Linked DNA regions of Homo sapiens: all the other regions are linked to region 2. A link is a loop called in an ENCODE intact Hi-C map of the cell type or tissue named here. Cell type or tissue: HCT116. All regions are shown on one strand.

What was found. Peaks named below come from ENCODE experiments on the same cell type or tissue, not always from the same donor. Only the 100,000 strongest peaks of a DNase experiment are listed, where the experiment ranks them.
Region 1: a loop joins it to region 2, with 2.9 times the contacts of the local background. A loop is called at or near these places in 10 of 110 quality-filtered maps.
Region 3: a loop joins it to region 2, with 3 times the contacts of the local background. A loop is called at or near these places in 14 of 110 quality-filtered maps.

What each region holds. Positions count from the first base shown.
Region 1 is chr2:176,811,494-176,819,493 of GRCh38, forward strand. No RefSeq gene overlaps it. Among named protein-coding and RNA genes, the nearest start is that of LINC01117, 180 kb to the left of the region's middle. In HCT116, CTCF peaks have their summits at 3,448 (motif pointing left) and 5,995; a DNase peak (open chromatin) is centred at 3,428; H3K27me3 peaks cover 674 bases.
Region 2 is chr2:176,450,198-176,458,197 of GRCh38, forward strand. No RefSeq gene overlaps it. Among named protein-coding and RNA genes, the nearest start is that of NRAL, 54 kb to the right of the region's middle. RefSeq lists an enhancer at 1-158 and silencers at 1-18, 4,744-5,038, 4,955-5,004. In HCT116, a CTCF peak has its summit at 4,925 (motif pointing left); a DNase peak (open chromatin) is centred at 4,914.
Region 3 is chr2:177,145,148-177,153,147 of GRCh38, forward strand. All of the region lies in intron 1 of LOC105373760 (a long non-coding RNA gene), which reads right to left. Among named protein-coding and RNA genes, the nearest start is that of MIR4444-1, 64 kb to the right of the region's middle. RefSeq lists an enhancer at 3,228-3,951. In HCT116, CTCF peaks have their summits at 2,173 and 3,939 (motif pointing left); a DNase peak (open chromatin) is centred at 3,934; H3K4me3 peaks cover 686 bases.

The DNA.
Region 1 (8,000 bases), 360 kb after region 2:
AAATTTTCCTTATTGGTAATATGACAATTCTGAGTAGGAAAGGAAAAAAAAAACCCATAATGGCAGATTTCTATGATACTCTTTTGCACACTGATTCTTTCTGCCATGGATACAAATCTTGCATTAAGTGACTATCAGTCTTGCTGAACCTTCACTCAAAATACCTTCTGAAAAACTGTCTTTTCTTATGGTCCTTCTTGTAGTTAGAAACTATGTCCTCTAAAGAAATTCAAGAAGCAATTCAAAGCAATTTTTTCATTTACTGTTTACAAGGATTGGGTTGGGTCACTCCAAAATATAATCTTTTTTTGTCAGCTCTATAGCCTAGGTAAAGTATTTCTTTTCTCTCCAAGTGCATGTCATTGAAAAATTTACCACGAGATTCCTAAAACCTGGGTCTTATGCTACAGTGCACTCCTAGAGTGCAAACAAAGGTAATGATTTAGAAAATCTCTCGGTGATGTGGATGAGAATGAGTGTTAGAGCAATCCCTAGGCAGCAGAAAAAGACTCCAGTGCTTACATAGTCCTAGTGTGCACACATGGCTTCTGCTGTAATTCTTTTTTGTTAAAACTTACCTGGCTTTGCGCACGACCTCAAATGTGGTGAATTCTAGATAACACCTAATATTTATTCATGCCATTGTCAAGAGCATCTTTGCAGTTCTTGCCAAGGTCTGTCGTCGAATATGTTTATCCAGCTGCATGGCAAAAACGTAATACACAGTCATCATTTTACTCAGTCACCTACTCAATATTTTCTTCTATAATTAAGTTAACTCATAAATATCACACTTTTAATGCGAGAGAGCCATGGTTCATCCAGCCAGTTGAATAGTTGTTTGTCCATTATCTAATGTTGCCGGGCACTCAGTCATTTCATTATGGAGTTTGAAATAATGAAAATCATTGCATTTACTTAACATGCACAGTAAACAGACCAGGATCCTTCCAAGAGCTCCTTTATTATGCAGTGCAAGGCCATAGAGGAAATTTTGTAAGAAGCACAAAGAACTGTGGGGGCTGTGTTGGAAATGATTTTGGTGTATACAAGCAAATCTGCTCTAATTGTCTAAAGCCAAGGACAGAAATGCTGGCTCGATTTGCAGCTGGCACAATTTCTGGCTCAAGCAAGTAGAGTTGCAAATAAATACACAGATCTTGATCTTGCTTATACCCGATTCACTACCAGCTGTGCCCATGACCCCTCTAGGCTATTTCTATGTACTATGGCATTTTTGAGACCCCTTCCTCTAAATATCCAAACGCAGTCTGGTTTTTTAAAGCAACCTACGGCAGGTCTTACACATTCATCTCCATAGTATAAAGATTAAAGCTTGAGGACAAGAATCTGCCTTTGCCCTCCAATGCCAGCCCTAGTGACAATAGCATAATATGCATCCACGTGGTTACCCAGCCCTAGAGACAAGGGACATATTCCATAGGATCATAGTGAAATCACCTTCTGAATGGAGTATTTATAGCTGGCACTGCCGGGCAGTTATCTTGTCTAGAATTATATCCAAATTTTGCTCAATCATTCTGGGAATAGCCTTGGTTAGCAATTGCTCATAATGTCAATGCTTTTGGAAACTTTTTACTGTCATTTTATTGTTTTTATTTCAAAAATAAAACTTAAAGGAGCTTGAAAAGTAGATTTTTAGATGATCACACACAGGCCTGATTTCAGTAGTTTCAGTTCTGTGCGTTTTACTTTATATGCACCCACTGAAATTAGCCAAAATTAATCCATATTTGAACAAAGACTATGGATACAAATGAGCCCTAACTTCCAAGACTACTCAGTGAAGTACACTAGCTGAAGCGTTTCGAATGCATTGGCCCTGGGAGGCGAGGAAGTTATAGCAAACAACATATGGGCTCTAAAATCTGGAACTATCCAAGACAGAACAAGAAAGCTATTTTCACTTTCCTTGTTCCATTTTTTTCCTCCAGAAGATGAATGATTTCTAATCACATTTTACTCTCATCTTTAGAGCTGGATCCTGAAAGAACCAGGTTGGTTTAAAACAGCTAGTGAGTTTGCAGCCCTGTCTTATGATTACCTCATGCATTTGTGTCATCTGCTTTCCTTGTTGTGTGAAAACACACTGAGGAAATGTGTAAGTCCACTGAATTGTTCCAACTCTTTTATTCACCTTTCAGCATGCTAGTTCCTTCCCTTGGCATTGATATCATGCATTTGTCAAAGATAGACTGTCACTTTAGGGCCTCTATTATGTGCAAGAATTGGCAGCAAATTTTACCACTGGGATTTGCTTATATCCTCTGTATGTTATTGTACTTCTTTGGCATTCAGTAAATTCCGTGCACCCACTTCTTTGATGTGCATTCCAGCCCCTAAATGTGGAAACAATGACTAAAATTTTGGATCAAAGCATCCCATAGATGGCAAGCAACACAGCTCTCTGATAATTCACTAGAACAGAGAGCATCTCCCCTCCCCCACTAAATCTAGGCCAATAGTCCTTCAAGAACAGCTCTGGCTTCCCCAGAGCTGCAAGGGCATGTGAGGAAGTTGAAGAAAACGACTCCAGGGTTTTAGTAAAAGGAAAGAAACTAAACTGGATAGCTCTTTGGAAGCTCCTGGCCATTTCTAACTATAGGGAAAGCAAACCATTGTTCAAATTCCTTCACCACATTATTTTTCCTGGTCCTGCTCTAACTAGCACTTGAACTGGGCCAGCCTTTTTTCAGCTTGGAAAAAGACCTATTTTCTCTATCACGTCAGCCTCACAAAATGGCCCAGATTTTTTTTTAAATGAATCTTTAAAAGGAGAGTTAAAAGGCCCATGAATTGAGGATTTTTTTTTTACTAATTGAAAAATCACAGAACTACCAAAATCTGAACTGGTAACTTTTGCAAACTGGAATTAGCTGTCTGGAACACACTTTCAATGTTTGCTTTTGCTTTACTCCTGGAATGCCTGTGCAAATAATTACTTGATTCAATTTACTTCACAGGTCAACTTTGACTCATAAAAGTAGTAAAGCAGGTAACCTCCCAGGGATGCTGGGAAGACAGATGAGCAAATAGATATAAAATTGTTGTAAGTAATTAGCAGGGGTTGGGGGTATTTTATAAATCGAGCTTATTTTATGGTTATGTTTTCACTTCACACCATTTAGTGTCCAAAATGTGCTCATTATAATTAATACACAATGTTGAGAACTATTATAGAAGTACCATATTCCTTTTAAATATAGTGAAGAAAATAATTGTGTTTGAGGAATCTCATCCTGTGTAAATTAGAATTCCCAGTAAAGTGGCATAATTGAAAATTGGGCTGACTGCATGGAATGGGGAAGAGAGTCATTTTAGCACGATAGTGCATGTTCCATCAAAAGGTAGTGCACCAAGGTGGCGACTGACAGCTCTTAAAATAAGTTTCAGATTCTCTCTCTAGATAGGAAGTTTTTAACTGCCTGATATATGCAATAGTGACATCCAGTGGTTGTAGAGATAATTACAAGTGTATCTCATTTTAAAATATAAAATGTTTTATATTATAATCAAATATTCTGTGTTGTCCAATATTGTCTATATTTTTTATTTGGCAATATGCAAGTCAATAATTCAAACTATATACCAAGTAAAGCAAAATGCACTCTGTTTATCTACTAAGCAAATTCCTAAGTCCTATTATTATCTTCTTGTCTTTTAATTTTACTAAAATTACAGTAAGTCTACTCTCCAAGGGTCTCTCTGGCCCTCCTAAGCACACCTGGATGTTTTTACAGGCATAAATGGGATGGTGTGCATACTACACACACAGCAAAAGTGGGAACTGCATTTTACCAGTAAATACTGGAGAAAAGGCATCTGTGATCCTGAACATGTTCATTGCTGCAGAATTGCTCTAAGAAGTTCATTAAGATGTTTTCTAAGTCATTGAAGAGAAATAAGGATTCAGAAAGAAGAAAGGAAAATAAAATGAAAGAAAGGGAAAAGGAGGGAAAAAGGAAGGAAAGGAGGAAGAAGGGAGGGAGGGAAGGAAAGAAGGAAGGAGGGAAGAAAAAAGGAAGAAGGGAGGGAAAGGAAGGAGAGAAGAAAGATGACTATACATTGATCTTTATTAAGGTTTGACAATGGAGATATTAGCCTCCAAAAGAAATTTTTGTTTGTTGTTTGTTTTTTTCGATGGAGTCTTGCTGTGTCACCAGGCTGGAGTGCGTGGAGTGCAGTGGCATGATCTCAGCTCATTGCAACCTCTGCCTTGTGGGTTCAGGGGATTCGCCTGCCTCAGCCTCACAAGTAGCTGGGACTAGACACCCAGCTAATTCTTTTGTATTTTTAGTAGAGACGGGTTTCACCATGTTGACCAGGATGGTCACGATCTCTTGACCTCATGATCTGCCCGCTATGGCCTCCCAAAGTGCTGGGATTACAGGTGTGAGCCACCGCGCCTGGCCAAGAAATTATCGTTTTAAAATGCACTTCAACTGCCAGGAAATTAACTAAGGCAAAGATAAAATTTTTTCACTTAAAAAAAAATCCTCCTGGCACACCTGTAGTCCCAGCTACTCAGGAAGCTGAGGCAGGAGGATCAACCACTTGAGCCCAGAACTTCAAGGCTGCAGTGAGATGTGATCACTCCACTGCACTCCAGCATGGACAACAGAGTGAAACCCTTTCTCAAAAAATAAAAATAAAACATTGAAAACAACTGCTACTACCACAAAGTACCTAGAACAGAACCACTTACAGGAACATGCTTCAAAAGCATCTCTCTCCTCCATGATGAGGAGGAAATTTAACAGAAGCCTGTGATGTCATATTGGCTTGTATGTCAATGCTGAGCACACCAGGTGACAGCACACCAACTTCCCAGAAGCCACACTAGATAGACTGTCATCTGTGTCAGGCTGTTCCTCAACCTTAGAATCCCTAACTGTTGGAGGTTTTCTTCCCTCAATCACCTGCCTTTTTGAAGCTGGAAACCATCATTCTCAGCAAACTAACACAGGACCAGAAAATCAAGAACCACATGTTCTCACTCATAAGTGGGAGTTGAACAATGAGAACACATGGACACAGGGAGGGGAACATCACACACCGGGGCCTGTTGGGGGGATGGGGGGCTAGGAGAGGGATAGCATTAGGAGAAATACCTAATGTAGGTGATAGGTTGATGGGTGCAACAAACCACCATGGCACGTGTACACCTGTGTAACAAAACCACACATTCTGCACATGTACCCCAGAACTTAAAGTTAAATAAATAAATAAATAAATAAACATTCTCAGAATGGGAAGAACTTAGAGGCGCCCTCTTCCATTTCTTGCTTGCTGGAGGAGAAGAAAAAATCAAACAAAACAAATAAAACAATTAAAACATCAACTCCAATAGAAGGTACTAAAATCGATATGTAACTCCATAAACACACACACACACACACACACACACACACACAGAAAATGTGTTGGATTGGTAGAGCATGTGTGCATGAGGCCTGTTATTTGCATTAAGCAAAGAGCCCTAGGACAAAGAGAAAGGAATAGCCTCCTTTCACTCTGAGAAATGATACCCATTTGTGTCAGTGAGAGTTAGGGGAGAGGTGCATTGAGACAGAGCAGGTGAGTCGGCAGCCTTTAAGCAGGTTGGTTTGCTTTAACAAGGGCTTTGAACTGCAAGCTGGCTTATGCAGATACTGAAGTCAAATACCGCCCTCCTACACACTGCTCTCAGAGTACCTTCCCTCGGAGATTGCTCTGGCTTCTTGCTTCTCTTAGTCATTTTCACAGCACGACTTCATTGGGATATATGGAAGATTAGCATGCCCGGGTCTCACCTCTCCCTTTAATTCTGCAGGAGTCTGGCTGGGCTAGCTTTTATCTTGTGCTCCCTGGAACCCTGACTGGATGATTTCTGAAGTCGAGCTGGAGCCCATCTAGAGGGAAGGTGAAACTTCTCCTCAGCATGCAGGGCCTCCTGCACCCACACTGCCACAGCCACCGCATTACCAGCTCCTGCCAGTCTGAGGAGCAAGAGGCTGGCATGAAGAATCAGTTCCATTCTTTCCTCCCTAAATTTAGAAAAAGCCTGTTTTGCAAAGCTTTCTTCAGTGTTTCAAGACAAAAAAAAAAAAATTAAGCAGTTGCACAACATGCATATCTTCTCCTGGCCTGCAGCTCCAGGTATAGTTTTACTATGGTATATAATCTAATAATCCATTTAATTTCTTTAGAGAGATGTTATATATACAGGTGGCATTTGGATGGAATCACATGCCATAAACCTGTCTGCTCCTATCCAGGTTCAGAATACAGAAGAAGAATCTGTTTTACAGGCCTTCTAGAATTTTTACATGGTCAGTTGGCTGGTTTTTGTATTCTGGAACATATGAGAGCATCTGCAGGGAAAAATATATATAAATCCTATAAAATGGTGGCAGGATTTCTGATTTACTGATAGTGCTGGTTTGAATTTTCACAAAAATATTTAGCTACAGGACAATGTATTAGGCGTATTCTTAAAGGTAAATAACTGCAGCCAATAAAAGTTCGGCCTATAAAGGGTCCCATCTTCTACTAGTTTTCTGCACCGAGAATTACTACCAGTATAATCATGGCTCCCTGCACACTAATATTTCCTCTGATACAGTATGATCAATGTTGTGGAAAAACATTTATTATATTTCTTCTAGCTACTTAAAGGCATTACTGAATTATGGGCATCACAAAACGAATCCACTGTGCATTTTTTCTTTATGTGACGTTTTTACAATCTTCATTTTCTGCTTTGCAGCCACTGAGCTATAGAGATCCACACTTCATCCCTCTTACAACTGCCACTGGGGCCACCCTCTCCTTTCTGCTTTATTACGTCTGAAATGCACTTCATATGATAACATTCCTTTTCATTCTGTACTGGACTCTCATTTGAAAGGAAGAAGTTATGAAAGAAATTAAACAATCAGTGTCGTTAATAACAGTTCTTAATCTCCTTACTTAACAAAGGTTATGAAAAAAGGACAAGGGGAGGAGATGGTAACAAACAAAGGTAACATAACAAAGATGGTAACATAACAAAGGTTATGAGAAAAGGACAAGGGGAGGAGATGGTATTTTACAGATCATTCCAGAAGAGCTGATGAACTCTGAATGGGTGTGGGTTTTTCAGTTTTGACATTTAACGATTTTATTAACATCTTTGCTTCTTATGCACCTTAAATCCACAGGATATGCAGCTGGGAGCGAGTGTCCAGCCAACAGCCCGTGTCTCAGGCCCTGCCAGGGGATGAATCAATTAGCAAGAGAAGCAATGATGCAAATGCTCCGGGGTCACTTGGGATGCTGTTTGCCTTTTTGATAGAGAAAGCACACCATAAATAACATCACACCTCAGGAAATCATTCCAGGAGGCCCCGATGCTGGCAGGGCTGCTGCCAGGGACGGAAGGAATCGTTTGCTCATTGTGTGTATTTCCCCCAGCTCAGTCAATGGGAGATTTGTAGTAAAATCAAAGTATTTAAAAGGAGGACAGTATGTGGTAACAGAGGCATGTTTAGCAATTTTTTTAGTACCAGAACCTGTGATTTATGACCCAGAGTTACAGCCAACTTTATTACAAAAATGACTTCACCCATAATAACCTTATTCAGGGCCCTCTGATGAATGATGTAGTATCCAACAGCATTATAATCTAGTAAATATTCAAACACAATTCCCGCCTCCGCCTCATTTCCAACCAACCCCTCAGAAGCAGGCTTCCCCCTTTACCTGCTGGGAGAAGTGGGGTCCTGGGTAAGGCTTTGTGCTCTGTCTGTGGGAGTTTGCCTGGATCAGGCATTTATACTAAGCCAGGACAGAAAGTGACCTCCTGGGGTCTCAGTCATATCTTGTCCAACCTTGTCCCCTGAGGAGTAATGAGCAGAAGACACCCACTCACCCTTCATTTCCTCTCTGTGCTGAAACTTATTTCCTCCCTGCATTCCCCCACTCCTCCAGAGCTCAGATCCCCACCACCTGAAAGGAGC
Region 2 (8,000 bases):
GTCCCTGCAGTGGGGTTTGTTCACATGAAAGCTACATTCTGCAGGAAAGGCATCATGCACCAAGGAGAAAAATGGCATTTCTTGTCAACTTTGACTTTTTCACACACTTTCTCCAAATTCTACTCTGAGAGACTGTGATAACTTTTTTTGAAAGTCAGAATCTGAAGGAAAAGCTGCTTTCCAACTAGCTACAGGGGCATTTCTTGAGATGTAAAGTTGTGATTACATGTGAAAAAGTCTGACCATACTATGAATTATTAATTAACATTGATGTCCTATCAATCAGACAGTGCATTTATAGTTAGATATAAGTTAGAGCAAGTCAGCCATCCTAATTGGCACTCTGGAGGGAAGGAGACTCAGACAATCCCTGCAGAAACCCCTTCTGCTCTAGGGATATGGCGTCTATTTACCCTCCAGACAGTATTAATTCTTGCAAATATCTGGACAGCTTGTTGTTCCAGTGCCAGCTTTCACAAATTGCAGTATAAAGGAGGACCAGTTATTTATTGTTGGGTAACTAACCACTCAAGAGATAGCGGTGTGAAACAACAACCATTAATTTCTTGATTTTGTAATTTGTGCTGGGTTCATCTCCATGGTTCTTCTGCTTATCTTGCCTCCTGGAGTCACCTATGTGGCAATTGATTGGTGGGTTGCTTGGAGGCTGGCTGGTGGGGACCATCTCATTCATATGTGAGTGAATTGCTGGAACAGCTTGCTGTCTGGGCCTCTCTACTTGGCCTTATCCTCAAGGAAGCTAGCTTGGGCTTTCCTATATGGTGATAGCGGTGTTTCAGAAGAGTGAGAGTGGAAGCTGCAAGATCTCTTAAGGCCTGGGCTTGGAAGCCTCACAACAACACTTCTGTTGGTCAAAGTAAGTCACAAGCGCAGCCCTGATTCAAGGAGTAGGAAAATGGATTCCATCTCTTTAAGAAAAGAGCTGCAAATAATTCATGGCCCTGCTTCATCTACGCAGGTAGGAGGAGTCAGTGTTAGAGCCATTGGCCCCTATAAATGTGGGCTGCTGGGATGTTTCTTTAATGTCAGGTGAAAATTCACTTTGGGAAAGGAGTTGCAAAGTGAGCCCAGGTTATGGTCTTTCTACTGTCAGATCAACCCTTGGCAATAAGCTCCTGCACTCTTGCCAGATGATTTTTCTAAGATTCAACTCTGATTGTATCACTCTCAAGCTCATACCTTAGTGGTTTCCTTTCTCCTGGAGTCTACAATTCTCATTCTTTTTTTGAGAGGAAGTTTCACTCTTGTTGCCCAGGCTGGAGTGCAGTGGCATGATCTCAGCTCACTGCAACCTCCACCTCCTGATTTCAGGTGGTTCTCCTGTCTCAGCCTCCCAAGTAGCTGGGATTACAGGCACCCACCACCATGCCAGGCTATTTTTTTGTTTTTTTAGTAGAGATTGGGTTTCACCATGTTGGCCAGGCTGACCTCAGGTGATCTGCCCACCTTGGCCTCCCAAAGTGCTGGGATTACAGGTGTGAGCCACTGTGACCGGCCTATAATTCTCATTCTTTAGCATGGCCACTCACAGTCTGGCTCTTGTCCACCTTTGAATCATCTCTCATGATTTCCCCATGAGTAAGCTTTGCTTCTTGCAGTATCTATTTGTTCCATGTGCTTGTATGCTTTGGTGCAGTTCCTGATGCCTAGAACCTCCTTTCTAGGTTTGTTAAGGATCAGGTGGCTCGCAAAGCTTTCTGCAAGACAGCCTCAGCTAAGTTAGGCTCCCCTCCCTGCACTCCCCTCTGGTGTCCACAGCATCCTGTGTGTGAAGGCTGGTCTCCTTGACCTCCGCTCCACCAGACTGCAAGTCCCTTGAAGGCAAGAACTATGCCTTATTTCTCTCTGTTGCTCCTAGCCCAGTGTTGGGCATGTAAAGGGAGCTTGAAATATGTCAGCAAACATATGATTATATAGTAAAATCTCTTTGGGATTTATTTCCTACTGTTTTTGATAAAAAGACCCCAACTGTCCTTTGGGCTCCCCAGGATGTACAAATATGGAGACACACCATGGAGCAGTCTCCAGGCTTGTTTGTGGGTCATGAGAGATCCTGGTATTTCTCACCACTTCCAAGGCTCTGCCTGGCCCCTCTTCCCAGCACCAAGGTCTCTGGATTCTTTCTTTTTCTTTCTGTATTTTAGAATTATGCCATCACATAATCCTTATCAGTGAAAAGTTCTTTTTGGGTGTAAAAGAAACCATCAAGAAGTGGCAAAACAAACAAACAAAAAAAAAAGCAATATTAAAATCTTGGCCAGGCACGGTGACTCACGCTTGTAATCTTAGCACTTTGGGAAGCCGAGGCAGGCGGATCATATGAGGTCAGGAGTTCAAGACCAGCCTGGCTAACATGGTGAAACCCCGTCTCTACTGAAAACACAAAAATTAGCTGGGCGTGGTGGCAGGTGCCTGTAATCCCAGCTACTCGGGATGCTGAGGCAGGAGAATCACTTGAACCCGGGAGATGGTGGCTGCAGTGAGCCGAGATCGTACCACTGCACTCCAGCCTGGGTGACAGAGCAAGACTCTTTAAAAAAAAAATCTTATCTTCAAATTGCCTATGGAGTCCACGAGAATCCCAGGAAGATGGCACATAAATACTACTTCCCAGCCATGCATGTGACCACTGGAAAAATGCTACCCTGGACTGATATGGAGTCATTAATCAGGTGTCATGCAGTGGTCCAAAATGGCCCTTACGCATCTATAGTGGACTGAGGAAAATCACTCTCCATCCATGTCAGGCCATGACCACCCTGATCATTCACTGAGGCCACCTGGGCCTTGTCACAGCCACTGGCAGCAAAGGCAGCTCACTGTGCTCTTTCACCATTCAACAGCTGCTCCAGGAGAAGGTGTGGTAAGGAGGAGTCAGGCCAGAGGAAGTGAGAAGGAAATGAGAAGAGGTGATGGCATGGGGGTGAGAGATGGAGCAAGGAGAGGGAAGGAGGGGGTCAGGCCTGCTTTCCCCTTCTGTTGCCCTAAGCATGGCCAATCTGTTTCTCCTCTGTGATTTCTTTATCGTCTGGGCTGTCAAGGGTAGAATTTCCAGTTTTCTCTGGCACATATTATAAAGTATTGGGGACAGAGGAGTATTGAACTTGAAGCTCCATAAACCTTGCAAATTTCAGCCCATAACTGATTTTCTAATAGTGCTGTTAATGTTTTTTCCTTTCAAAACCCTCAATCAATGTTGATTACCAAAGGCTTCTGTGTCTCTCCAAAAATAGCTGAACTTGCTTTTTGGGGGAATGTTTGAATAAATATTTGCTCTTATATGATACTATACACTAAGTCTTTAAATAAAACTGGGTTTAAATGAAACCAAAGGGAAGAATCATAACCTTTTACCCTATGCCAGTCACCGTGCTAAGTTTTTTGTGTGCCTTATTTCATTTATCCTCACTTCACCTCTGTGAGGTAGCATCTACTGGTATTATCTCCTGATGGGGAAATGGATATTAGTGTGATTGAGTTGGTTTAGTAAGGCCACACAGATAGTGATGGAAAGAGCTGGAAATATCCTACTTCTGCATAACCAAGTGCTCCCAACCACTTCCCTAAATGAATATAGGTCAATATATATGTGTACATATATCAGTCCTCCTCACCCAGTACCAATTTTTATTGAACATGTACTATGTGCCAAGGACTAGACTAGATACCTTCCAAAGGTCTTCACATTTCATTAAAATAGCCACTCACTAGCTGAGTTTGTATACAACTATTGCCCCTTCTCTACTAAGAGATAACGTAACATGTTGATTTAATACTTGGACTTTGGTTTCAGACAGGCTGGGTTCAAATCTTGACTTGTTTATGTGCTGTTTATTGCATATTCTGGCAAGTTACTTAATTTCTCTGTGCCTCAATTACCTCTCTGTGACAACACATAAGAGTAGTATCCACGTTATGAGGTTTAAAGGACTTAAAATTTCAAGAATGCCTAGAACAGTGACAGATACCACCTAAGTTCTATAGGAGTTTGATTAATAAGTGAACTGGCTTTTAAAACATGGCTCAGGCTGCAAAGAGAATAGGGTGAATAGTGAACTCTTGCTAGAGAATAACTCCTGCAAGAAAGATATTTAAAAGAAAATGAAAAAAAAACTATCAAATTACAAAATCTATCACAAGTTTAAAATGAGAATATTACCCACATGTGTCTACGGAGCTGTGAAGTGTGAGAGTAATGAGCTAAACTGTCTAAGTTTATTCAAAAAACAAAAGTAATAGGTCTCTTAAAATGTTTAAATAACAATGGCTGGTGATACTGGATCTTGGTTTTGAGAGGAGAACACTGTTGTCCACTTCTGAATTATTTGCTTCCAAGATGTTTTTGGATTGTCTAAAACAGGGTTAATTATTTCAGCTAATGAGTGGATTATTTATTATAATTATTTATGCACTGCCAGGGGAACATGAGGTGCTTTCCACACAGGCTTAAGTTGCCAAGGAACACAGTTGACCCTTGAGAAATTAAATAACTGGAGGCCAGTTTTATACTGATACACATATGCATTATTGATGCAGGCTTTTATGAGACAGTCTAGAAATGTCTTGTGCCCTTTGAGTTGATCATGAAAATCAGGCAAGCCTATCTTGAAACTTTTGTGGGCATGTATTCAACCTTCTTCATAATCTATATTTAATTTCCTTGACAGTCATCTTTCCTCAGATTTTGCTTTTAATCCTTGCTATAAGAACCACTACTCATCAAAATGTCCATTTTCATAAGAGGTGGGAGGAAGGCTTCCTAGAGGGGAGTGTCTGCTTTGAAGGAGGAAGCAGAGGGTTAGAGAAATCAAAATATCAATTATCTGTAAGGTCGGCTGCTGCAGAGCAAAGCTATAAAACCGAGAGAGTTTACTGCAAAAGGGTGCCCCCTGCTGGGGACTCTTTGAACTGCACGGTCATCCGTTCTGAAGATTTAGCTCAGCTCAGCCCAGAAACCTAATGCAGCTGCTGGAGAGGGGCCTCCTTCCCCCAGCACACAACTCGTGGTCCCAGACATCTCTCCCAGATGTTTCTTTATGACCCGTCAAAATGTTTGCTAAATATCATCTGTTAATTTCCCAAACATCCTGGCTCTAGTTCTTTTATGTGTAACCTGATTCAAGATCTTAAAATAGCTGACAGCAAAATAAAATATAAAATAAAACATGAAGGTGCATTTGTCCTGAAACATCAACAAAGTGTGCTGTTCAGTAGGATTCCAATCTCAAAGGACATTTATTCATCACGATGGCAGACTGGTCAGGTGTTTGGCGATCATCCCTAGTCTTCAGCTTTTTAATCATGAGATTTTAAAAAATGTCACCATCTGTAGGGAGAGCTATTGGTCTCAACCTCAGTTTGTTGTGGTGGCAGTCACTCTCCACCCTCAGCAAGTACCTCACAGCAGGACTTTGGTGCAATTGTTAAGGAGGTAGCATTGCTGCTGTCAGCCTCTCTTCGTGGATGAGGTCTGGCAATTTCTCCTCTGAGGCTGGTACCAGGCTCCATTTGATGAAAGAATTCACATTCCTCCTAAGGACTGTTTGGATTGTAAGACGGGATTCGTGGATGGAAAAGTGCTTACTGCAAAAGGAGTTTCTAGTGATGAAATACTTTCATCTGGAGAAATGGAAATGGTGGAGCCCACCCATCAAATCACACACCAGGGTTCCTCTACCCCTCAGTGGATAGAGGATCAGTTGCCATGGCAACCAAACCTTCAGCAGTTGCCCTCCAGACAGTGTAGGCTGGTTCTGGCAGGAGGGCTGACGTCAGGAGGTGGGAGGAAGTGGGGAGGAAGTCCACCCTTGAGGCCAGGCTGCTCAGGCCCTTAACACACCCACAAGTCCCCTGGATAGAGGGAAGTAGGTCCAGCTGCAGCTCTGCTCCAGGAAGCTGGGAGCCTGCAGCTGGTCTGGGAACCTTTTGTGCTAAGGGAGGTCTGTGAAGACAAGCAGTCACTGATTATAGGATATTTCATCAGAGCAGCTGCAATTGATCAGCTCCTGAATCAGTGCCTCTCAGAAGGTCCACCCTTAGAAACTTCCCAAGCTGCGTGCGTCACACATTATCTGAAAGGCTCTACTACTGTCACAGTTGTTTTAAAGGGAAAGGCAACCTTAAACAAAAATTTTCCCCTAAGCAGCTGTTAGGATAGGTAACTGATTCTCTGTGTTCCGTAGACTAGCAGCATCATGTCACCTGGGAAACTGATGGAAATGTGCCCCATCCCAGACATACTGAGGAAGAAACTTTAGTATACGGCCCAGGAATCTGTGTTTGTACAAGCTCTCTGGGTTATTCTGATACACACTACAGTTTGAGTACCAAGGAAATGGGTAATAAGTACATAATTTCATTAATACAGGAATATATAATGGAAACGAGTTGGGTGGGGGGGAGGTGAAATGGTGAACCAAACCCTCTCTAACTAAGATGAGGCCACATGTAGGTTCTTCATGCACAGAACCTATTGGTTTCCTCTTCTTCTGGAACCTAGCCCATCTTTAGTGTCCTGTTGAGTCTGGACAGATAGCAGTACTGTCCCCATCTTTGACATCATTCTTATGGAAGACACCAATGTATTCAATGATGATCAGCTTTCTAGTGGAGTTTCCAATAGCCCATTGCAGGGAAACACAGGGACTGCCAAATTGCTCGAGAGCTTTCTAAAGCCATTCACAAGGTATCTCAAACCAGCTACATAAAGGAAAACTTTGGCTTCAGTAACTGTGATAGGCTTCAGAAGATAGTTGTAGGATGAGTGATCACAATGAACTATTATTAAGAGGCTGACAATTTTTTCACAGGGCACTGTGGTGTTTAGAAGGTTGTTTTGATCCTTATCTTTTTAGCCATTCGAAAAGTGCTTGGCCCAGGTCACTCTTAAAAAGGAGGACCTGAGTAACAGCTGCCCTTGATGGAGGGCTTACTATCTACTAAACCAGCACAACAATCCAACTTCTCACTCAGTTCTCACCACATCCCTATAAAGTAGGTGCTTTTAATTTCCCCTATTGAGCAGTGAAAGAAAATGAGCCAGATGAGAAGTAACTTGCCCAAATTCCCAAAGCAAATAAGGGGCCACTCCAGGATTAGAACCCTGAGTAGTCTGACTCCAGAGACCATGGAATTAACCACAACCTCCCTGAAGCCCTAGACCAAAGGCCACCTGCTTTCCAGATCTCTGTAGAAACCACCTCTTCCTCTGTATACCACTCCTAATATTGCCACTGATAATTTGCAGAATTTTACATTGATGATCTCATTTTATATTCACAACAGTCCTATAAAGTAGACAGCTGTATCAAGGTTCCTATGTTACAGATGAGGAAACTGAGGTTCCAACTAGCCCAGCAGCCTGTCTGAAATTATAGTTCATACGAGGCTGAGCCAAGGTTCAGACTTGGAAGCACATTCACTTTTGATACACTCCATTCACTCACTTAGCTCATCATGGCTTGCATCCAAATTATTTATGTTGAAATCTGTGGTTATCAGCTATTGATGGCAGACTTTCTGAGTTAGTAACCACTTTTTTTCTTTTAAATATTCAGGAGATGAGGACTTAGAACTTTTAAAAACTATTACTTATTTTTGTATTACAAAAGTGGTACATGTTTATAATAACATGTCAAACAATTTCAGAAGCCTGTTAACCTTTTTATATTCCCCATAGCACCCAATATGTTGCCCTGGCATAAAGTAGCTTTTTAGTAAATACAATGGATGTAATTAAATATTGAATTGGTTTCTCACACAGGCACTGAGTTTCCAAGTGTTCATTGAACACCAAAAATTGTGCTGGGGGGTTGTGGGGATGCAGCTGTGTCCTCTGTCCTCCCGGAGAACAGGTAATTCAGGTGACATGAATGGGGCAAAGGGGGAAGGGCAGGCCCTGGAGGAGACTGCACTACACAACCAGATTCTGAGATTTCCATAAAGGCTTCCCAAGGAACAATATGAGTGAGTCCACACCT
Region 3 (8,000 bases), 690 kb after region 2:
TGATTTAGACTATTTTTATATTAGGAAAACTTGGCAATTGTTATTGCATTTCAGATAAAAAGAGTTTAGGTTGACAAGTTAAGTCTCACAGCATCACCGCGACACCTTCTGGAAGTATATCTATGTGAGACGGAACAAGTCAACCTACTACTAATCCAACAGAAATCTGTCTGGGAGAAGGGGAGTGAGGAAAGGTGTCGGTTTGTTAGCATGTAGAGCAAGCAGCCTACTAAAGACTAAATTATTGCTTTCCATCACAAAGACACTTACCCATCCTCAAGTTGACCACCATCTTGTTCTCTGTGAAAGACCTGGCTGGTAGATTGGGCCGCCTCACTAGCATCAAATAAATATTCCTTACCAGCCACAAAGGGAAAATATATTGAGCCAGATTAGTAACATTCTAATAGAAAATGTGGCATTTTGAATGAGGAAAACTACTTCAGTGAAAAAATTTGGTAAGATGCCCACAATGAGCAAAGAACCTTAAAATGCAAGAGATTCTCCAGTGGAAAATGGCCTAATCTTTATGAACTAACTGCTACACAAAAGGCAAAAAGTCAACACAAAAATTGACATTTAAAAAATCTATTCGCCAATAATATTTTGCAAAGATATTATACACACACGCACGCACACACACACACACACACACACACACAGTAAAGGAAATATAACTGATGAATGATGCTGAACTACTTTTGTAGCTGTTTAACAGTTACAATCTTGGGGTCTATGTATGCACAAAAACACCAAGTAACCAAATGATTCAGTTAGACATTAAGCAAAGAAAGTCAGTGAAACTTGCTGTATGATCTGAACAACTATTTGGGCACCCAGGCAAAGAGGTAAATTCACCACTTATATATAAATGAAAAAGACAGGGTCAGTAATATGCTTGTTGTGATGCAGATTAGGGAAGGGTAAAAAATGTCTTAAATGAACACTTCAATTCTGGTATATGATTACAAAACTAAAATCCCTGCAGTATACACAAATACAATTGCCTAACTTCAAAGTCCCAGGAAGCACCCACAAGGAAAAAACACACTCTGATTTTAATGTCTTCCTGATCCCCTCAAATGGCCTAATATGTATAATATTGAAAGTCAATTCTGTAGCTTCTCAAGGGTTAAATTCTTTGTTGCAAATAACTCTAAAAAAGTATCCCAGTAAGAATCAGGCTTAGACTAGTTCAGCAAGAGGAACCGTTCCATAATGAGGCTTGGCCTGGACCAGTCCCAGGAGAATTAATTTTGTGCCGTAGAACACCTAGATAAATTAGTTTTGCTTTAAATATCGAGTCCTAAAAGAGTTAAAAGAGGGAGAATATCAATCAATAATTTTTAGATTAACTACTTTGTATATGACAAAACAAAATTAACTTTGGCATTATAACCACTTTCTCTCGCATTTCTGATAAGCCCCAAGTTTAAAATAAGTAATTAGAGATTTAAAAACCAACCGAATATGTGCATTTGTTTCTTGTTACAAAATACTAATTCACTGCCTAGTTTGTAAAAAAAAAAAAATTACTCATACATTTTGCAAAATTACAAATATTGTTATTTTTATTAAAATAATCACACCTGAGAAGAATTCAGAAAATATGTAGACAAATTCCTGTAGGGTTTTTTTCATGGAATTGCTAAAGGAATTAAGCTTTAAAATTAAGTGAAAAATAATATTTCAGTTAACAAAGTTAGGTTCTTGAAATTATATTTTCATTGATTAATTCCTTCCAATGTCTACCCATTACTTCTCTTTTATAAAATTTATTTGTATTGAAACATTTGTGCAGAATTAAAATCATACCTACAAATGATAACAAATTTAACCTAAAACTCCCTTGTGTTTTAAAGGCTTTTTCTGGTTAAATGCCTACCAGAAAGGCAAATACAAAATTCATTTCCATAAGAGATGAAATCAGGCTTTTAACCTAGCCAATTGCCCATATAAACAATCTTCAATATTATTTGGTCATCATTTGGTAATTAAAATGGAAAATCACAACCATGCTGAATTTACTCCAGGTGCCAAAAAAGTTATTTAGCAGATAACTAGAGATAGAGAAAATGTCTCTTTAACAGATTCTTTTAAGAATACATCTACAAGAAGCATCTGGCTTTCAAACAGTCATAAAAACGAGAAGCAGTTGAACAGTGGCACCCAGAGGTGAAAAGTATATTGCTTCTAGAGATTTATATTGTTAACTACAATGTTTTTTAGTCATCCTTTTTTTCACTTCCAGATTTGTTTCTAGTATCATACCAGAAATCATTTTTTCTTTGTTGCATATTGAAATACCATATTTTAATAAATAGAAATAAATGTTTCGTTTTAGAAAAAGTACTTTCTTTATTAAATTGCATGCCAATTTCCCTCCTTCAAAACAATAAACCAACTGAACACCAGGCAAAATACCTTCCATAGTTGAATATCATGTTCACTCATCTACTTCTAGCCTACCAAAATTATTAGCAAAGATATTTTTAAGAAATACCTCTGTGACTACTACACAATTTCCATATACTCCAAGCTACATTTGTGCTAAAGATGTTTTTGTTGGACCATCGCGTATCCCTGAAGAGATAAACCTGGGGAGATTTTTAGAATTCCATACTGAACCCCCTCCCATTATTATGATAGCAGAGGATGGAAATGGGAATAAGAATGCTGGACAAAAGAAAAGGGAATAAAAATACTTTTTTTTTAATTCCACAGGAAGTTTAAAAATAACAAAATCTATTTTGACCAAAATCAAAACGCGCCTGCCGATTTTAATTAAAGCAGCTCTATACCTTTGAACCAGCCAACAAGCAGCTGCAGTAAGCATTTGGCTGGCTCTGAGTTCCTAAGCTAAACTGCAGAAAAACGCCTCCTCCTGGATCTAATCACCTTCGGGCGCCTCAAATAAACCTTAGCGTGTGGGGCCAGCACAGGTCAGTTTTTTAAGAGCCTCCGTAGAACAGGGTCTTATTTTTGTTCCTGAGCTGAAATGCACACATGCACTTAGCAGAGAAGGTTTGCCTAATCTATCACCGGTTTTCGTCTGTTTCTGGGTTTCCATTACCTTTTGTCAGACGTTTTCTCCAAGATCCTCGCTGCTTTCTTTTTAATCACCTAAGAAGCAACATTGATGTGACAAGCTCCAGAAAAAGGCTCGTCCTTTCTTATCTGCATCTTCAGCCTAATGATGAGGAATGGGTTCCATAAACTTGAAAAAGGCAGGAAAATGCTGCCAAAGTCATTATCCACTACTTTAAATTGGAAAGAAAAAAGCTGTCCCTTTTTAGAAGAATGGTAATAACGTATAAAATAATTGTACAAAGCCTACAGCGTTTCATATAAGAAAGGAAATTGCCCAATGCAATTTAAAAGAAAAACAAAATACCTTCATTTCCCGCTATCTGAAATCTACATCAGAATGTACCCTCGATTTTGCATATGAAGCAGAGTGCTCAATTGCCTGCCAGAAATGAGAGCGAATTATGCCTGCACTCAAGTTAATATTGAAATAATCTCCCTCTTTTTGATACCTTCCTCTCGTCCCTTTTTCCCCTTCCGTACATTGCAGTGTCATTGCCTAAATCAATCTTTGGGCATTAAAGGTAGCTTCTGGGGAGCTTCTCAGTCGCCAGCCTGCTACTTGTCGGGGGCATCGGCTATGAACTGCAGCTGGATGGATGCCTGTCTGCCTGCTCGTCTTTAAGTCTCACGAAGCAAAACCGCAGGCTTTCTCGTACTCAAAACCACACCATCATTGTCCATATTCGGGTATTTCATTACAGTAACAGTTTGAAGGACACCAGGCTTACAGCCTTTTGGAGCAGACGGTAGGGAAGCTGCTCCACATGGATCATATTGATCTCTCCAACCACTCCTCGAACATCCACAGCTGTTCCAAGATTTGCGCCCAGCGGAGACGAGACGCGGCAGTAGACCTGGGCGCCACCTAGTGGATTCTATTGACCTGGGGGAGTCGTCAACGCGTGGTGAGGTATATAAGCTTCAGGGAACAATCCCTACAGCCAACCTAGAAAATACTAACTATAGTCGAAGCAATAGGGAAGGAGTCTTATCTTTAAAAAAAAAAAAAAAAAAGTAACAAGAAGATGACAAAAGAAGCAAATGATTCAAATGACTGACAGGAATTTCAAGAGTGGTTTTTCAATATAAATTTCAAATCTCTGAAATGTCAAAGTGCTTTATTATTTATATCTTTATTAAGAAAAGGAAAATATAGAAAGTTTATTTTGCCAAAATATTACCACTTTTCTTTAATCTGCCAGATTGGTCACATTTTGCCTTAATAAGTTTATAATTCAGTAAGCCAATCCAAATGGAACTGAATTTTTATTTTTCCTACCATCTAATAAATATGAGTCTTAAGAAAAGCTGTTTATAAAATATTCCACCAATTATGTCTCCCTTCTTCACCCATTCCATTCACAGTTTCCATTCCTATTATCCCCCAAAAGAGGTCGTACTCATTTTTCCTTCTATTCTTTACATGCACACATTTTCTGGAAGAAAGAACTTCAATTTTCTTCGTGGCAAAGTTGTGGCTATTACCTCGTTTGAGATCAAATTCAAAATACAATTCCTAGAAAGTTGTACCTTCAATTGATCCACATTCTGCAATCACTTCCTACTTTATGTTTTCAAATATATTTTATTTAACATTGCCACTTGATCATAATTTTCTAATTGTCTTACCTCCACAAATTGTACTTTTGTCTGATCCACAACCTCTGCCTCAGAAGAGGAGCCTATTAAATGTTGAATAAATAGCTATAACATAAGCAGATAACTATCTCTGACAAGATTTGTTAATAAATACTCTGGTTATTCTACCCTTTGGATGTGCTAAATATATCAACAACAACTAACATTTATTGAGGTTTTTTACTTGATGGTCACAATGGCCCTATTAAAATAGATACTACTATTATCCTTATTTTATAATTGAGGAAAGCTACTTCTAGAAGGTTAAGAAATTCACCACATTGACATGGGCAGTAAGAAGTGGAACTGAAATTTGAACCTGGTCTTTCTGACTCCAGAGCCTATACCCTGAACTTCTATACTACACTGTGTCTATCTTATATGTTGTTATTAAAATATATGATACACTATGATCTTATTACTGGTTGTATTATATTTTGATGATTCACTTTATAAAAGTAAATATTTCTAGTTTTATCCCCTGCAAAATAAGTTATTTTAGATAGTTGCTAAAATTATTCAAGTTGTTAATATTTTTTACCACGTTTGGTCTTTAAAGAATGAACTTACTATAATCAAAAGATTTGCACAAAGGAAGGAAAAGAAATTACTTTACTGATCAAAGGACCGATGCAGGAAAATATGCAAGCTGACTGCATTTCGCTAAGATTGCAACAATGAAGTGGAAGAGCTAGGGGAAATGGGAGATCTGGTAATAACTGTTTCTTTGTTTTTTCAGTTCACCTGACCTATTTAAACATTTTAATTTAGAAATGCTCCTCAGACTTCTCAGGTTTGGTCTCATGAGTAAGCAAATCAGGAACCCACAGGAACCACTTGTCAGGTTTCATTTCAAGGGAATTGGAAAGGGATCCTGACCTCCTAAAATATTTAAAGATGTTTAAAATCACATTCTTAGACCTTCTTGAACAGAAAAATGAACTTTTAAAAAAAGAGACAACATCGGTCACAATTGTTCAACACTAGAAATAACCCACAAGTCCCTAAAGAATAAAATAGCATGGCAAATAACATGGTAAATTCACGTAAGGAAATATTATTCAGCATTGAAAATGAATGCACTAATGCCACACTCAACATGGATGAATCGCAAAATACAATTTTGAGCAAAAGCAGCAAGACACAGAAGAATACAAATGATTCCACTTACATAAAGTGCCAAAACTGGTTCTGTATTTCACAATAAAAATGCAAAAGAAGTACATCCAATGGTCATTTCAAAATGCATCCAGAAAAAAAACATAATAAGCTGTGCCCATCATTTATGTTTTGGTGAAAATAAGTCTATCAGCTCCATGATTGCAGTCTTGAGAGGGAAGGAGAGAAGAGCAAAGCATGAAGACTGTAAATTCTAGAAGAGAGTAGTGGTGAGACTGTGAGCTCTGGAATCACACTGACCTGGATTTGAACTAGAGCCCTGCCATTTAATGACTGTGGATCTTGGGCTGGGGTATAAATCTCTCAAGCTCTTTGTTCCCCACCTAGAAAATAAAGATCACAGTGGGCCCAACATCATAGGGTCATTTTGAGGCTTACAGCACGCACTAGTTTTCACTAATTGTCCAATAAGTGTTTTTTTTCTTTCCCGAGATTGGAAGTAGAGGAGGAAATCAGCACAGGGAGTAGCAAAGGAAAACACTGGGCACTCACTGTGTTTCCTTCCCACTCACCCTTGGGTCACTCCTCCACCCCATGGGCTTCTCTGTGAACCACTAACACTTGCTTCTCTAGCAAGAGTCACCAGAGATCTTGTTATTCAACCCAATGAATATCTTTTCTCTACATCATTTGATACTATTTACTTTTTCTTCCTCCTTGAAACTTTTCTTCTCGTTTTCTTTGATAACCTGGGCTGTCCCCTTCTCACTAAAACCCCCATCATTGCCCACTATCAGGCCCTTGTCACTTTCCTCCTGTCTGCAACAGCCTCCTAACTGGTTTTCTCCAGCATGGCCCCTTTCCAACCCTCTCTCCACACTGCAGCCAGTGCATTTGTCCTAACATGTGGATCTCACCATGCCTCTTCCCCACAGCCTTATAGCAACCTCTATCTTGTTCAGCCATGGAAGATCTAGTCTTTCTATCTGTCTGTCTTCGGGCTCATCAATTACTGCACTAACCTACCCACTCTCATTTGGACCTTCTTGGCTTTCTACCACCTGTTTTCTCTACCTGGAATCTTGACCATATTACCTGCCTCACATAATGAACTTTAAAACTCAGGACAGGTCTCCCTCCCACCCACCATGCACCTCTTTCTACATTATATACCTTCCTTTGTAATCAGTACAATCTATGATCATTCTTGAACCTCTGCACTATTTACCCATGGATGGTCTACATACTCAAAAGACTGCCAACTCTGTAAAGGCAGGCACCTTTCCTACTGATCTTTCTATACCACCACCCAACAGAGTGGCCAACAAAAACCTAGTTAAGTAAATTAATGAATCAAGCAAATAATCAATGCTTACTTCACAGTTTTACAGAACTATCATCGCATCTCCTCTACTATAACTTCCTCATCTACTTCTACAGGAGAAAAGGGGTTATGTATCATATCCTTGTCTCTTAAACTCTGTCTTCTAACATTTATTGGTTATTTATTGCCATCATTATTATATTTTTCCACATCATATTTAACTAATCAAAAATTTTACAGGTATTTTAAACCTCTTGATCTTGTTCAATATGCTGTATGGGTAATTGGATAGCCATGAATCCAAATACTAACTTTACCACTGACTAACTCTGAGACCTTGAGTAAGTCACTCAACTCTGTTTCCGTTTTCCCACCTGTAAAATGAGGGTAAAAATTCCTAACCAACGGCTTTCTTGTGAAGTTAAATGAACTAAAATGAGGTTAATGTACATAAAGCATTTAGCACATTGCCTAGCACAAATAAGAATGCAGAAATAGTATCTACTAGTATTAATGCACAACTAAGTTTTGTTTTGCAGAGCATAATTTGTTAATCATTCATTATAGTGCTCTGTACTTTTCAAAACTAAGGGTCACCTTGGTTTTAAGAGTAAGGCCTCGGCCAGGCGCGGTGGCTCACGCCTGTAATCCCAGCACTTTGGGAGGCCGAGGCGGGTGGATCACCTGAGGTCAGGAGTTCGAGACCAGCCTGGCCAACATGGTGAAACCCCATCTCTACTAAAAACATAAAAAAATTAGCCGGGCATGGTAGTGAGCACCTATAATCCCAGCTACTTGGGAAGCTGAGGCAGGAGAATTGCTTGGGCCC